2 separate regions of the Homo sapiens genome follow, and region 1 is linked to region 2. A link is a loop called in an ENCODE intact Hi-C map of the cell type or tissue named here. Cell type or tissue: sigmoid colon. All regions are shown on one strand. Each heading gives the region's core, and the rest is flanking DNA. Links, peaks and the distances in the headings are about the cores only.

What was found. A loop is a pair of places that touch in the nucleus more often than their neighbours do. Peaks named below come from ENCODE experiments on the same cell type or tissue, not always from the same donor. Only the 100,000 strongest peaks of a DNase experiment are listed, where the experiment ranks them.
Region 1: it touches region 2 in a loop (2.2-fold over the local background); 14 of 110 quality-filtered maps call a loop at or near these places.

What each region holds. Positions count from the first base shown.
Region 1 is chr1:235,051,175-235,054,088 of GRCh38, forward strand. No RefSeq gene overlaps it. Among named protein-coding and RNA genes, the nearest start is that of LINC01348, 17 kb to the right of the region's middle. In sigmoid colon, for the core only: no CTCF peak of the experiment used is centred there; no DNase peak of the experiment used is centred there; H3K27ac peaks cover 690 bases.
Region 2 is chr1:234,969,544-234,972,457 of GRCh38, forward strand. No RefSeq gene overlaps it. Among named protein-coding and RNA genes, the nearest start is that of LNCATV, 7.0 kb to the left of the region's middle. RefSeq lists silencers at 658-717, 808-857 and an enhancer at 1,478-1,637. In sigmoid colon, for the core only: no CTCF peak of the experiment used is centred there; DNase peaks (open chromatin) are centred at 588, 1,388 and 1,788; H3K4me3 peaks cover 1,109 bases; H3K27ac peaks cover 2,443 bases.

The DNA.
Region 1 (2,914 bases), core at 95-2,594, 82 kb after region 2:
AAATGCAAAATGAAACACACCAACCACAGATAAAGTCCAGATGGTATTCTTATTGCTGGCATTGCAATATCAGTAAGTATCAGCAAGTAACGATCATTCCCCACACCTCCCTTTCTTGGGTCTAAGGAAAACTTGTAAGGTTGTGTGGATCCACGTCGAGGACTGTCTGCTTGGAGGTGGGAGACTCTTCTGGGGAAAGGCAGATGGTGAAGAAAAACAAGAGCTGTTTTGCTGTTGTTGCTTTTAATCAATCTTTTATTCACAGCTACAAACTTTAATCAATTATGGATAAAACACAAAAGCTTTTTGAAATGCTGATAAAGGAACCCATACCGAGAGACCAAATAAAATCCGAGTGCTGAGCTGGCCATGGGCTTGGCAGGTCAGCAGCACATGGAGGCACAGAGATGGTGGCACCAACAGAAAGGAATGTGGGAAAATTTTGTCCCCCAGATAATATGAATAGAACAGTAAAATGAGGTTCAGGGTTGAAATGGCAAAGCCAACGTTGCTGTCATTCTCTTGGGTCCCTTCCATGTGCTGGGCTACGATTATAAATGGGGCATGCTGGCTGCATGCCAGGGGCTCCTGGCCTCCAGGAGACAGACACTGTCACACCAGGCTGAGCAAGTGCCATAAAGTCAGGGATTGCTTGGGGCCAGGAGTTAAAGACCAGCCTGGGCAACACAGCAAGATGCCATTTCTACAAAAAAAAAAAATAATAAATAATAATTATATATATATATATATATATATATATTTTTTAGCCAGGCGTTGCAGTGCACGCCTGTAGTCCTAGCTACTTGGGCAGCTGAGGTGGGAGGATGGCTTGAGTCCAAGAGTTCGAGGCTGCAGTGAGCAATGATCAAGCCAATGCACTCCAGCCTGGGTGACAGAGCAAGACAAGACCCCGTCAATCAATCAATCAGTAATAAAACAGGCCACTGGCCAGATTTGGCCTACAAGGCAGTAGTTTGCCTGCCCCTGGTTCAGATTAGAAAATATAGAGTTGAAATCCACTAGCATAGTCCCTCCAAGTCCTGCTTTTCTTCCCCCTTCCTATTCCACATGCCTGGATATTTTGTCATATCCAGTGATTCCAAGACATTGCTAAATGATCTGAAGATTACAGTGAGCTTGCCTTCATCTAAGCTCAAGAGACTGCAGTGCATAAAGATAATTTGTTCAACAGAGTGAGAACTGCTTTGCCAGGAGCGCTGAGTGTTTTAGTAATCAATCAATCAATCAGTCAGAGAAGAACTCATTAGGCGCATGGTGCTGTTCCACACTGGAGATGTGCAGAGCGTTGAGGCTGGATCCTCACAAGTGTTGAGGCTGGATCCTGGCACGTGGGTTGGTGAGAAATTCCTACTTCCCTATTGCCCGGGTACTCATTGCAGTTTCACACAGTTTTAGTTGTGTATAATCCTTGAGAGTCACATTTTCCATTTCTTAACCTATACAATGAAGAAATTCAACTAAATGGCAATGTGATTTTGTGTGTGCACCAGGGGACTTCTCAGCGAGGGCTTCTTGGAGATGTCTTGAAGGCGGCCATGTGCCATGTACGAGGACTGGCCTCAGGGCAGGCTGAGCCATGGGGGAGGGCTCTTAACTTGAGCCCCAGAGATGGAGGCTGTAGTGAGCCATCATCTCGCCACTGCACTCTAGCTGGACAACGGAGCAAAACGCCATCTCAAGAAAACAAAAGTATTCATTGTTTATATGAAATTCAATTCAAATTTAGCTGAGCATCTTGCCTGTTTATTTGCTAAATCTGGTAGCTCTCTAGGGAGAGAAGCAAGTTCACATTTGAGTGTCTGGACCTCCCAGCAACATACTAGTTGGTTCCTACAACCTGTGCGTGGGCATCAGTGCATGGAAATGGCGACAGGGAGAGATAATAAAACAGAAATAGAGGAGGGTAAGTAATTGAAGCCTCAGTATTTTTGCTGTCATTGCAAGAAGAAGGAAATGCTCTGACATATGGTGTAGATGAAGAGTTGAAAACTCAATGTCAGCCAGGCGCAGTGGCTCACGCCTGTAATCCCAACACTCTGGGAGACTGAGGTGGGTGGATCACCTGAGGTCAGGAGTTTGAGACCAGCCTGGCCAACATGGTGAAACCCCGTATCTACTAAAAATACAAAAATTATCCGGGCGTGGTGGCAGGCGCCTATAATCCCATCTGCTCAGGAGACTGAGGCAGGAGAATCGCTTGAACCCAGGAGGCGGAGGTTGCAGTGAGCCGAGATTGTGCCACTGCAGTCCAACCTGGGTGACAGAGTGAGACTGTCTCAAAAAAGAAAGAACAATGCCACAAGGACCTGGACAAGGAGTAAAAGTAAGTCAAGTGGAATGGATATAGCCACAGGGAACAGTGGGGACATGGGACACTGCGGGGGGTGCATGCCCCGCCTAAGAGGTCTGCTGGTACCTCGCTCCAGCTCACTCTGCCATGTGATCTTCAGGGCTCAGTGTGGAAGAGCTGATTCTCCTCAGGTTGACAGTCCTGGTAACCTCAACTGTGGATAGTGAGGCTGATTTCAGAAAGAGTTTTGGAGAGCCCGCAGAGTTCATGAGTAAAGCTGAATATAGTCCCAGCCTCAGCAAATGAAGGCTCCTTCAGCACTAAACCAACTACAAGCTTCACCTGGAAGCAGCACTGCCAGATAAACACAAGACACCCAGTTAAATGTGAACTTCAGATAAACAATGAATACCCTTTCTGTATAAATACATCCCAAATATTGCATGGAACATATACCCAAAAAATATATATTTGTTGGCCAGGCATGGTGGCTCACACCCATAATCCCAGCACTTTGGGAGGCCAACGTGGGAGGATTGCTGAAGCCAGGGGTTTGAGACCAGCCTGGGCAACATAGTGAGACCCCATCTCTACAGAAATAAA
Region 2 (2,914 bases), core at 129-2,628:
ATAAATGCTACAGAGGCTAAGACTTAAATAGCCACATATGGTTTGGGGAAAAGCACTCCAGTGCATCAGCTAGCAGTAAAAACATGCAGGAGCGAAATGATCTGGCTGGAAATGAACTGCAAATTGATAAACATTTAGTTGCTAATGCAGTGTTTATTATTTTTTACTAGGATAAAAATTAACTTGTGCGGCCTTAGCCAGCAAACACACTGAACTCTACCATCTGGGTAGTGGAATCGGTATTTCTGTAGCCTCGGGTTACAGGTGACTGTTGCCAGATTTGATTTTATTGGCAAATAGGTCCTGGTGTGTCCGGACAACAGAACCGCGGGATGCTTCTGGAAGCACAAACACGCCAGCGCACCAAAGGGTAACATTCGAGAGGGAGCTTAGGGCCACCCTCAACCAGACTCAGAATCCTGTATTTCCCAAAAAGAGGTTGCTACTTGTGTTGAAGAATCGCCTTTAGCCTTCGAAATCAGCCAGGGCTGCAAGGCGACGACCTCTCGAGGAACCGGGGGTTCGGGCAGCGGGGGATGGGGGGCGCCTGGAGCTGGGAATGGGACGCAGGGGGCGGACGCCGGCGGGACCACGTGACAGCGCCAGCAGCGGCCGCAGCTGCCCCAGCTGCAGACGCCGCCGTCCTCTCCCCGGGGCCGTTTTCCATGAGCTTTGCAAGCAGCTGGATCAATTTACTCGAGCCACAGCGCCCTACACAAGCACGGTCTGAATTATTACTCATGGAAATCCCCTCTGTTTCATGGAATCAGGTAGCTTTCAAACTCCCAACAATTAATGGCCCTTTTGGTCAAAGGAGAATAGCAAAAAAATAAAACAACCCCCGCCCCAACCCACCCCCCAGAAAAACCCAACCCAGACTGCCAGGCTGAGGGCTTCTAAACAGTCCGTTTGGTTTCTAGTAAATTAGAGAGAGTGGGTGGTTGAGGTACAAGTAATGCTATCCTGTAGAGTGTGGTCTTCTTTGACGTCAGCAAAATGTTTCTCTCGCGTTTCTGCTTCTTTCCCTCTCTCCCTCCTTTTCCCTCTCCACCCTCCTCCTTCCCTCTTTATGTCAAAGAGACAGATGACATAGGGTAACTGTGGAAATGTGCTCATAGTTTTGCAACATAGCTCACAGGCTCAGAAAAATTCCCACATTTTAAAAAATGAAGAGTATTGTGGGAGGTGGGTAAATTGGCAACACAAAAATACATGCTACCCAGGAAAGGAAGGGGGAAAGGCTGCTGGGAAGTGCAGTCACCACCACTGGCGGTATGGTCTTCCCTCCATCCTGCCCGGTTAGCAGCTCTGTCTGAGGGAACATTCTTCCTGTGGCGAAGAACACATTCTTGCTCCAGCTGGCCTGAAATCGGATCCTGGAGAGCATGCGCCCTGCTCCCTGGCTACTGTATTTGTGGGACCCATCCCGGACTGCTGAGCCAGGATTTCTGTTGGCTCTGCTCCCCCTCACCCCCCTTCAGCTAGAGTTGTTTTTCTCTACTCATCAAAGGCAGCAACAGCTGCCCCCATGGGTTAGCATAGAACTTTCTAGAATAAGGATTCCAAGTCTAGGCAAACATTTGTAACCTGACCCTGCAGTACTTTTGTTTCCCCTTCAAATTGCTTTTGTCAGCCCCACTGTTTCAACAGGGGCAGCCGTGGACACCCTAGGGGTCTGGCCCGACAGTCACAGGGTGAGGATTGGTGGAGTGGGCCACTCCCTTTGTGGCTGTGAATTGCCATTTGGTCTCTAGAGTAATGTGACTCTCACATTCTTTGCCCAGGCAGCTCTTTAAAAGCAGGAATCTATCCTGACCTCGCGGGTTCTGACGTGCTGACTGCAAGTGTGGTTTCAGGCAGGCAGAGAAAGGAGCGGGGCCCAGAGTACACATAGGCCTGGTTTTCTCCATGTGGGGTGTACTGGCTTCCCCCTCATCCCTTCCCTGATCTAGACAGCAAGGGCATCAGAGAACCTTAGAACAGGGAGTACTTTGTAAACCAAAGCCTCTAAATGCTGCAGACACCAGGTTCATATGAAAAGCATATCTGCCATGGAAAAAATACATGCACGAGAAAATGGAGCAAGGTCACATGAATCTACTCAGAAATGAGACCTGGAACCTGAAAAAGAACCTCTGTGTCTGTGTGTGCTTGTGTGTGTGTGTGTATTGGGGGAGGGATAGGTGCATAGCAGCATCATAAGCAGATAACATAAGAGCACAGCACACAGTAGATATTTATTAGGTTGTGCAAAAGTAATTGCGGTTTTTGCCACTAAAGGTAATGGTGAGAACCGCGATTACTTTCACACCAGTGTAATAAGGATTGGGCGGATGAACAAATGAGCAAGTGAATGAATTACAGGAATGAATTGGTTTAGAAAACAAAGCAAAAAGGAGCTGAAACTTTCTCAGGGGTGGATGGGGGTAGAGCTGCTGGATCAGTTTGGAAGAGAACAGACTTCTAAAGTGTAAACTTTAGAGCACTTTGTAAACCAAAGCTTCTAAATGCTGTAAATGCTGCAGACACCAGGTTCATGTGAAAAGCGTATCTGCCATGGAAAAAAATACACGCACGAGAAAATGGAGCAAGGTCACATGAATCTACTCAGAAATGAGACCTGGAACCTGAAAAAGAAAGTGTGTGTGTGTGTGTGTGTGTGTGTGTATTGGGGGAGGGATGGGTGCATAGCAGCATCATAAGCACATAAGAGCGTAGCACACAGTAGATATTTATTAGGTTGTGCAAAAGTAATTGGGGTTTTTGCCACTAAAGGTAATGGTGAAAACCGTGATTACTTTCACACCAATGTAATAAGGATTGGGCGGATGAACAAATGAGCAAGTGAATGAATTACAGGAATGAATTGGTTTAGAAAACAAAGCAAAAAGGAGCTGAAACTTTCTCGGGGGTG